Linked DNA regions of Homo sapiens: region 2 is linked to region 1. A link is an interaction called in ENCODE POLR2A ChIA-PET data of the cell type or tissue named here. Cell type or tissue: MCF 10A. All regions are shown on one strand. Each heading gives the region's core, and the rest is flanking DNA. Links, peaks and the distances in the headings are about the cores only. Region 1 has its middle 50 kb from the start of LINC02567. Region 2 has its middle 140 kb from the start of LINC02567.

What was found. Peaks named below come from ENCODE experiments on the same cell type or tissue, not always from the same donor. Only the 100,000 strongest peaks of a DNase experiment are listed, where the experiment ranks them.
Region 2: POLR2A ChIA-PET joins it to region 1 with 5 read pairs; 2 of 35 experiments call an interaction of 5 or more read pairs at or near these places.

Annotation. Positions count from the first base shown.
Region 1 is chr1:76,726,412-76,731,803 of GRCh38, reverse strand. No RefSeq gene overlaps it. Among named protein-coding and RNA genes, the nearest start is that of LINC02567, 50 kb to the left of the region's middle. In MCF 10A, for the core only: no CTCF peak of the experiment used is centred there; no DNase peak of the experiment used is centred there.
Region 2 is chr1:76,638,089-76,643,480 of GRCh38, reverse strand. No RefSeq gene overlaps it. Among named protein-coding and RNA genes, the nearest start is that of LINC02567, 140 kb to the left of the region's middle. In MCF 10A, for the core only: no CTCF peak of the experiment used is centred there; a DNase peak (open chromatin) is centred at 3,180.

The DNA of each region.
Region 1 (5,392 bases), core at 339-5,338:
AATGGCTGAAAGTGATCAGATGGTAGAGAATGTAACATCTTTCTTTTTCTGACTCATTAGAGAACCTTGGATTTTTAAACCAGCTTTGTTGAATCAACCATAAAGTATCATTCACTGAGCTCTGAAGAAGCATAGAGCAAACGCAGAGAATTAAGACTATACCCAAGGCAGCATATATTACCTGACATATGAAAATGGAGCTCTTAAAAAAATTAGTGTTTTTATTTTACAGTATAGCACTGAGATCATTGGCTGCTCAAATTCTATTTTGAACTCTCAATGTCACATCTTTTGTGTTTCCAAAAATGTAAGTTTTAAATTCCTAATATCATCTCCTCCCATCCCATGAACAATCTGATTAACTAAGTCTGCAATAATTAATCGATTGATTAACCAGAAAGACATTGCATACATATTACATACCAGATTCTTTTCTATGCTCCGATCATGTGTTAGGTATTGTGTACTAGAGACAAAATGGTAAGTACCTGGCTTTCTGGCTTAAGTGGGTCAGACAAAGCTTTAATTGTATAAGCTCCATAACTGTGGCAGGTAGGCCCCCGACAAAGGTGTGCCTAGGTGCTGAAATAGAGGAGAAGAGTGGTACCTAATCTCCCTGGGAGTGGGGAGAGCGTGTCAGGAAAAGCTTCTGTTCTGTTTCATGAAGTTTTTCTTTAATGGAGATTACCTGACATGGATGATCTGATCATTCAACAGTGAATTTCACAGGGCAAGAGCAAGGGCCCTTTTCATTGAGTCCTCTGACCTGACAATTTAATGAGGCTGTGAGGGTGTTAGGCATGCCTTTAGGGACTCAGCCTTGTTTCTCTGCAACACCTCACCAACACCTACCTCCCCCCAGCTCTGCAATCTTCAAAGTCTGGAATAGAGAGAATTGGTTACAGCAGGCAGAGAAGTAATTTAATTAGGTGATCTCTGAAATACTAGGGAAAAAAAATACACACAAGTAGGAACCAATGGAGTTGAAGAAATTTCAGCTTAAGAGGCAATCAGAGGAAGGGAGAGTTCTGATGACAGCAAGGTTTCATCCTGGGTTACCTGATGATGGCAAATAGTCTTAAGAGCTAGGGAATCACAGGAGAAGGAAGAGGAGAAGGTTATAATAGAATATTATCCTATTTTAATAGGATATATTTTAAAATAAGAACTACCTTTTTTTTTTACGGACTATAAGTAGCAATTTGTCTTTTGTCCAATGTTTTCACAATTTTTTTCAGTTTCCAAACAAAATGGATACTGTCAAACATGTTTTAGTACTACTTAAACACACTTGGTACAGAGTAAATTTAAACATTGATTAGAAAGACAGTGCAATTCCAGTCTATGCACAGCTCCAGGCAAGTTCTGTCAATTGTTAGCTAATGATTTCCAACAATTTATCAATCTTTTTTTATGTTGCTATAGACACATGCTGAAAAAGTGACAGAGATTAAAAGTGTGGTGGCTGCCTACCAATATTTAGCATGCTCTCCTTGACCACCTTGGTGGGATGGGCCTCCTCGAAATAGCCTTTTAGCCATCCTCTGTTGGGTACTCATAATACACCTGCCACATCATACAGTGCAAAGATCATGTCTGGAAAAACAATTCCAGTTTGGAATGCATGGTAAAATGTCTGAACTCTGGGCTCTTAAAACAGTTAAAAATGTCACTATGCTCACTCTGTGCTGTGTCAGAAATTATGCCAGCCAACATGATTCTGGATAGCTATCCCGACCTAACACAGAAATAAAAAATTACCTATAGCTATTAAATGGAAGCATCAGCATAAGAATTTAGATAATCACAGTTTGTATGAAAATGGATGCTTCCAAAGCTTTCAAAAGCTTTGCTCTATGATGCAGCCAATATCTTTCTCAAAATTTTGTTTATACATTTCATTGTTCTAGAAGCACACTACTTTATCTCTGTTAGTACAAAGTTAAATTGCAGGCCATTTCTCAATTTGATGTTAGTGACTTCATTTTCAACAAATGCTTATCAAGGGTCTGCTTTGTGTTCAGCACTATTTTGGGCCTAAGAGATAAAGCATAAACTGTAAGCCTAAATTTCTGACCTCATGGGGCTTTCATTTATTTTGGTGTATGTGGATGGTGAGATACAAGAGTTACTATAATAACACATTTTTATATCACTAAGTATTGTAAAAAATACTAAATGCGAAGTTTAGAATAGGGAATGCCTGGGGAAATGGAGGTTGCTTCAGTTAGAGCATCAGGAAAGGTCTCTGAGTTGATGTAAGTATCGAAGATCAAAATGAATACAGCAAGACAGTCAGACTAACATTTGGGAAGCAGAGGACTCTAGGCAGTGGGTAGAACATCTGTAAAGACCTGAGACATAATAGAAAATGATGTATTCAAGGGACAGAAAAGAAGCCTATATGGCTAGAATGAGTAAGTGAGAGAGAAAGAGGAGGAGATGAGGTCAGCAACAGACTAAGCCTCTCCTAAGACCCTAGCAATGGAGAGGCAGTGGTGGCTGATGTAATTTAATGTATACATTAAACATTGCTCTAGCTGCAGTGTGGAGCATGGAATTTGGGAGACAAAAAAAAAAAGAAACGGGAAAATAATTAGGAGCTTGTGTGATAGCCTAAGCAAGAGCTGACTGAAGCTTTAGCAGTTGGAGACGGTTGGGTTGAACTATGCATTGATAGCTGAGTCTACAGTACTTGCTGAAAGACTGAATAAAATATATGTAAAAAAGAAAAAAAATTAAGGATGACAGTGTTGGGTTTTTGGTTTGAACTTCCTGAGTGGTGCCATTTACTGAGATGGGGAAACACTGGGAAAATAACAAGTTTGGGGGGTAAAACACAAGAACATATTTGAATACATTAAATTTGAGGTAGATTTTTAGGCATCCAAATAGAGGCATCTCACAGGTAGTCATAATTGTATGTCTGTAGCTCATGACAGTGTTAGGATTGGAGATGTTGATTTGGAAGTCATGAATAATGGAGACAACGGGTCAGCAGATTGACTATTCCTATAAGATCAAAGGAGAGTTAGGTTGAGAGGACCAGAGTAGGAGGTGTGGATGGTGGAAGGAATATTCAGAGAGTAGGGTAATTGAGAGTTTGTGTTTGTTATTGGTGAAAATGATGCCTAAGTTAGGAGCATGGGAGGGAGATGCTGAGGAGGAGGGTGGAGGATATGTTAGGGAATTGCTATTGATCCTTCTGGGGGATATTACAGTCACTCAGAATAATGGCAGGAAAAGAGGTGGATATGAAGACAGAGGCTAAGATTCTATAGCCACCACGGTTGAGGAGCAGGGACCTGGTTGTTGATAGATAGCAGCAACCAAGAAGGATGGGAGGTACCAAATTTGATGACTTACACTTTAAAGGGTCTAGGAGAAAGAAGGATAATTGGCTTGAGACCAACAAAGTGGACTAAGCAAGATATAACCCACCTCTACTGCCAAGATACAGGCCAAGGGAAGATAGAGGAGGAAATGCCGCAATTTTAGGAGAGTTGCTAGGAAAGCAGTGTTTTCAGGGGAAATCCTGGTTCCCGTTAGAGCATTAGAATCCTACAGGGAACTCGTTAAAACACATTGCTGGGCCCCATCCCCAGAGTTTACGATTTGGTAGACCTGGGATAGGCCTAAGAATTTGCATTTCTAACAAATTCCCAGGTGATGCTGATGCTGCTGGTCCACAGACCATACTCTAAGAAATCAGTGCCTTAGAGCCAGAAGTTTCAGAGAAGAGGTTGAGGGCATGAGGAGATTGCTATAACAAAATGAATGGTAGAGGGCAGTCTGGAAGTTTTGGGAGAACAGGGAGGGATGCGACAATGAAATAAAATGATGGGCTTGGCTATCGAATGGTGCCTGAAGAAACTCGAGATGTGAGGTCTCCTGGGATCAGTCCTCATTGTCTCTGGAAAGAAAGTAATCAGTGGAAATTTTCTGGTTCAGTCACTAGGCAGCTCTTTACTTCTATCACTTGGAATGGTGTAGGCCTGGAGGAAGGCCAAGGGGCTCTGCAGGGCAGCTCTCCATCCAGGGCAGTTCCATGAGTGTGGAGGCTGTGGAGGGGCAGCTTACTAGGAATGGGACATGTGACCTTCAGGCCACTGCTCTCTCTCCTGCAAAAACAGGCTGACTCAGCAGTAGGGCAAGCCTGGAGGATGAGAACTGGGCCTGTGAGGACATGTGGCTTCAGGTACTGGGTCACTTGGAGCTTGGGTGATTTTAAAACAAGTTAGGTCAAAAGATACTGAGCCCCTCTTTTGCATAATTAATAGTGGTGGGCACTGTTGTGTGGCAGGGTAGGTTTGTGTTCATTAGTACCTCAAAATCCCAGAGGAACAAGCAGAAGAGAAGCTTGTTTAATCGGGACTCTACTGCCAATCACTTGAAGTTATTATTTTCAGGCACAACTGCATTCAGATGTTCAAACTCTGTCATCTTGTCTCCTTCCCATGAAGTCTCTCTCTTTCTCAATGATTTCGGCTGTGTTGGCTTCATTTCCAGAAAGGATGTCTTTTTCTGGTGGCAACAACAGTACCAAGCTTACATCTTACCACTCAGAAAACCCAGTGGAAAGAAGCCTTCTCTTTCCCAATAGTCCCATGTAATTTGGGGTGACGCACCAAACCTTGAACCAATCACTGTAGCCAGAGAGACAGGTGCTCTGGTTTGACCTGGTTTATGTCAGTCGTGTGCCCTGGAAAAGGAGGGGATATCTAGGTGTTGTTTATCTGCTGCACCTGAGCCACAGAGGAAATGACTTCCTAAGCAGAGGAAATTGGTTTCCTAAAAGAAATTTTTACGTTATAATAAAAAAAGATAGCAACAATAATGTTTATTAAAAAATAATATTCATAAGTCATGGTGCCAAGTGCTAAATAATATGCATTATTTTATTTAATTTTCACAAAGCCTGATGAGGACCATACTATTATTATTCCTGCTTTACTCAAGCACTGAGAGTTTAAGTCACTCCATGGCTGCATGGCTTTTGAGTGGCAGGGTAGGACCTGGAGGGAAACCTGAGCGTGGAGCAAGAACAAAGTGCCACCTGGGGACAGGGGCGTGGGAAAGAAGCTCTGATCCAGGGGCCGACAAGAGCCATATTGAGGTCCAAGAAAGGAGTGGGGCCAACAGTTGAGGCAGGAGAGAGGGAGGCAGTGCCAGAAAGGGAGGCCTTCCGGGGTGGGAAGAGACTGTCAAAAACAAAGCACTCTCAGACCCAGGAAATTTCAAATAAGTGACGATGGACTTAATGAGGCTTTACTGTGCTAAGCTGTTGCTGTCACGATCACTTACTCCCTCCACAAACAAGTTAAAGCTGAGCTGGCACAAATGTTGAAGGAGACAGAATTTGAGTCACATGCCTTATGGGTAGCTCATTGTC
Region 2 (5,392 bases), core at 324-5,323, 88 kb after region 1:
GTCTGTATTCCATGACTTGTAGAAACTGTGGTATAATTTTAAGCTGCTAAATTTGTGATAGTTTATTACACAGCAATAGATAACTAATAAAGATGGCTACTTTTTCTTTTGTGGTTTTATGGCATTTCTGTACATATTTCTATCATACCACTTCTCATATCCTATTCTCCATTATGTAGATGACTCCCAAGTTTAAATGTTTAAGATAAACCTATCTTTTGAGCTTTATAAGTAAATCAATGTCCTATAAGTGTCTCAAGTTGACCATGTCTAAAAATTAACTCATCTCCAACTGTTTCTTCTACTATGTTTTCTCTATCAGATAGTAGTAGCAATGTCTGCCCAGCAATTCAAGCCAAAAACATATGAATTGTCCTTAGTTTCTTTCCCTTTTCTACGATCCTTCGAAGCAGCCTATCAAATATAATACTCCTTTGTTTAAAACCTTTCCATACTTCTGCTGCACTGCTCTTATAATAAAGTTAAAACTCCATATTACAGCCTGTAAGACTTGGGTGATCTGATCTCGATTTTAAATTGCTTATTTATCTCTAACCACCCCACCTTCCACCTCTCACCTCGGTGGTTTTCCTCTGTGTTAGCCCATTTTTGCATTGCCATAAAATTACCTGAGACTGGGTAATTTATGAAGAAAAGAGGTTTAATTGGCTCACAGTTCTGCAGGCTGTACAGGAAGCATGGTGACAGCATCTGCTCAGCTTCAGTGGAGGCCTCAGGGAGCTTTTACTCCTGGTGGAAGGTGAAGCAGGAGCACACATGTCACATGGCCAGAGCAAGAGCAAGAGAGAGAGATGGCGGGAGAGGGGAAGGTGCCACACAATTAAACAGCCGGATCTCATGAGGACTCAGTCTCTATTGTGAGGGCAGCACCAGGCCATGAGGGATCTTCCCCCAGGTCCCAAACTTCTCCCACCAGTCCCCACCTCTAACACCAACATATTTCATCATGAGATCTGGAGGGGCCATCCAAACTATATCATCCTCCAACCAGTCATACTAAACTTCTTTCAAATTCTGGAACTTGTCATGCCTTCTTTCTTTATTATAACTCCCTGTATTATTCCATTCATAGTCCATGCTTGGCCTTTTTCACATCCCTTTTGCTCTATTCATTTCCACTCATTATGCTGATCTCAGTTTAAATTAACTTTGCCAAGGAAGCCTATTTTAGCAATCTCGAGTTGTGTGCCTACCCAACGATGTTGGGTTGCCTGACTACTCAACCTCTTGTCTACGTTAAGACTTTCTCCATCAGACAGTATCCCCCAAACACTTGTATTTCTCCCATCCCAGCACTTATTCCATTGTTTAGAAATGCCTATTTAATTGTATCTCTCATTACACTGTAAATTCCACAAAAGCAGGAACTATGTTGGAATTTTTTGGCAGTGAATCCCTTATACCTAGAAGAATGTTCAGTTCTAATTTGTACTTCCTGTTCACTCTGGTGTTGAGTATCTTTTCATGTGCTTATTAGCTGTTTGTGCATCTTGTCTTGTGAAGTGCCTGTTCAAATTTTTTGTGCACTTTTAATTGAGGTGTTTGTCTTCTAATTGTTGAGTTTTAATATCTATCTATCCGTTTATCTATCTATTATCTATCTATCTATGTATCATCTATCTATCTGATATGAACCCTTCATCTCCTATGTGTATTGCAAACTTTTTCCAGTCTGTGGCTGGGCCTTATCATTTTCTTAATAGTCTCTTTCAAAAAGGATTTTAAAAATTTGATAAACTCTCATTTGTTAATATTTTTCTTTCATGATTTTTGCTTTTTGTGTTCTAGGAAATCTTTGCCTAACCCAAATCATGAAGATTTTATCCTTTGTTTTCTTATAGGTTCATCTTTTCTGTTTAGGTAAATTATCCATTTCATATTAATTTTTCATTTTTCTTTTCATACAGATTCCAGTTTTTTCAGCAACACATGTCAAAAGACTATTTTTTTCTCATTGAATTATTTTGTTATTGCTATAAAAAATCAGTTAAAGTAAAAATCAATCAAATATGGATCTATTTCTGGACTGTAGGTTACAGAAGTGACAGGAGCTCATGAGATCACCTAGGTGAGAAATTCAGCTAATATATAAAGAAGTTGACTCATTAGGAAAGAATAGTAGACTTCAGCAGAAATTGAAAAGAGACATGGAAGGGTACTGCTTTATGATCTTGCAACTAGCCATCTTTTCTTTCCTTTACTCTTCTTGCCTACCTAGAGTAAATCACCTACTATGTAAGACAATAATTTTTTTTTCTGGGACTTAATAGATAACTTCCAGGAAGACATGACTAGATTATTTGGAACATGCAATCTATGTAATAAAATAAAAGAGTGTGGTTCCTATGTTACATTTTCTCTGGACAACAGGTAAAAGTTGAGACAGGTGCATATTATGATTTTTGCTTTCACAGTCTGTTTCTTGGCCCTGCTGAAGTCTCCAATTAGATGCATATAGCTATCATTACATTAGAAAATTTTCATTCAAGCACTCTAGATAAGTATACATGAAACTGTCATAAGAAAAAGCATAATCAGCATAATTCACATTCATGGTAACTCCTAAAGCTGAGAGTGAATGCATATCAAGAATAATAATACAAGACTAATTGATTTACATGGATAAAAGGGATAAAATGGATCCATATTTACACCTACATTGGTTTCACATCATATGCTATTTGAATTCACAGCTCACTTTAAAATGTCTTTGAAAGGTGCTATTTGTTCAATGAATACATTTAAAAATAGTACTAGAGCCTTGTCTGAACCCTGTAGCCCCCTAGCAGATTCCAGACAAGATAGGAGAATTCTCAGCATTTTACTATGCTATGAAAGTTCTCATTTCATTTGTCAAAAATAAGCCCTATATTTTCAAACAAATATTGCTCTTCTACAAGACACTGCTGTCATGGGATCCTTATGTTGTGTTAGATAAAAGCGTCTTTATGTCTTGGCACTGTCTTCTGTATTAACCATTTCTATAAGGCATTGCTAATAGCAGTTCAAAATGAACTTCCTGAAATCCAGCATGTACTGTGCCATCCTGAGAGTCTAAGTCACCCTATAGGTACATTTGAACACTACTTGTGCATATAATGCAATGACAATTTTAATATCTGAATCATTGTGTCCTTATACTTCTGCTTCTGTATTACATGTAACATTGTCTGTTTGCATCACTTTTGTGGCCATTACCTTGTTCTGAGTCATCTTGTGGTTATTTGGAAGTTTTGTTTTTTTAAAAAAATTCTTCAGTAAACTGCATAAGTATGAATACTGCATTCTACTCATCTCTGTATTCTCCAAAGCTTTAATGAAGTACCATTAATTTGATTATATTTAATGTATATTTGTTGAGATGATATTTTTGCCTAGCTATCAATAAAGACCAGGACTAATTCCTTAGATATATACAAATCATATTATCAACCTTTCATTCTAGTTACGTTGCCAGGAACACAATTAAGCTCATGAACTATCCAATTCTCAGTAATGAGAAGACAGGTTTGACAGTGTGGGATGATTAAAATGCTTAATGTTCAATTAGCCTTCTTGGATTAAGTCTAGTAAAGGAAAAGGTAGGTAATTTAAAGTTGTATTATGGAGAATATTATTTTACAAAAATCTTAAGAGGGCAATTTGAAAAAGACATTGATTGCTCTAAACTTAAAATATCCAAGGCATCATTTTGAAACTACAAAGACCAGATAAAAGGGTTATAAATATACTGAAAGGGAATGGTACAGACAAGAAAACTGAAAAATGCAACAAAACTCGATATGAAGAATTTATTTAATCTAGCAGAAATAGGAAAAGGTGGACAATATAAATGACTCCTAAATCTACAGTGACAACCATTATCATAAATTACCAACATGAGAAATGCTATAATACTAAATGTAATTTTCTTGAGTCATTACATTTCAAATACATATCACATAGAAAGTATATAAAAATATGGATGTATAAAATGTGAATGAATTTTTCGCACTGAGAAGCAAAGGAACTTACACCTTTTTGTGAGGTATTATGAGAATGAAATCATGATTGGCAGTAGTAGAGCTGGGGGCTGGTGCGGGGAGGTTGTCAAGGAGAGAAGGAGTGTATGTGTGTGTGTGTGTATATACCTACTGTTAATTGAATGCACTTCCAGAACTTGGGAACCAGTTCTGAATATGAACTAGGTGAAATCTGCCATCATCAGAAATAACCTTTTTAAGAGATGGCTTCTGAATATGTTGCTGCCAAGACAAGGGTAAACATTTTAGTGTATTTTTTTCAGAGCTTCAGTGTGAAACCTGGCCTTTGTGCATAAAAGTTGCATCCTATTTCATAGAACGTGTACTTTGAAAGGGACCTAATTGGTCATTGAGTTCAACTAGATACATAAACACATGAATTAGTGAAAAGTGGGGTGATCTATCTGCAAATAACACAATTTCATTCATCCTAAAAATCCACACTCTAATTTTAGACTCTTCTAAATGCTCTCCTGAGATAAAATCTGAAATCTTATTCATTGGCTCTATTATGTCGAATAGAATCATAGAGTTTAAAACTAATTTTGCACCTGCATTAATGCCTTTTAAGTATTTGAATTTTGTTCTCTCTAAAACATTCTATTAATCTGGCTAAGTGTTTCCAACTCCTGGTGTGATATAATTTCTAGTTTCCACATGATCCTGGTTGCTCTCAACCTGTTTCCTCTTTTTTGAAAGAATTCTCAATTGTCTGTTTCTTTATATTGTGGTGACTTCTGCTGCAATAGAAAAATGGGCAAAGTATAGGAAGAGCTTATTCGTGTAAGAAGAGATGTTAGTTTCCTATAAATATGCAAAATTTTAAATTTCCATAGTAATCAATTAAATGCTAACTAAAAGAAGATAACCTTGTTTTTCATACATGAAGTCGGCAAGGTTGAAGAACCCCATCATTTTTGGCAAGGGTTCAGGGAAGCAGGCACTACTGTATGCTGATGCAATAAAAGAAAAAAATAATCAGAGAAATGTTCAAAAATTCATTAACAAAACTGTTTAGCATATAAGAAAAGTGACTGGGAGAAATCGTTAAATAGCTTAGGGCACAATGTAGCTACTGAATATTAGGATAATTTAATGACTTTGAGAAAATGCTTGTAATTCCTTATTAAGAAGACACAGCAGGCTATAAAACAACATTATATATGTATTTTTATCAATAATATCTATAGAAAAACACCGAATGAACCCTGGGAAGTGCAATAATAGGTATCATACCTTTCCATCTTCAATGTTTCTGACAATGAAAATATATTATCTGTCCAATCAGACATTGAATAAAAACAAGTTTTGCTGGGCGCGGTGGCTCACGCCTGTAATCCCAACACTTT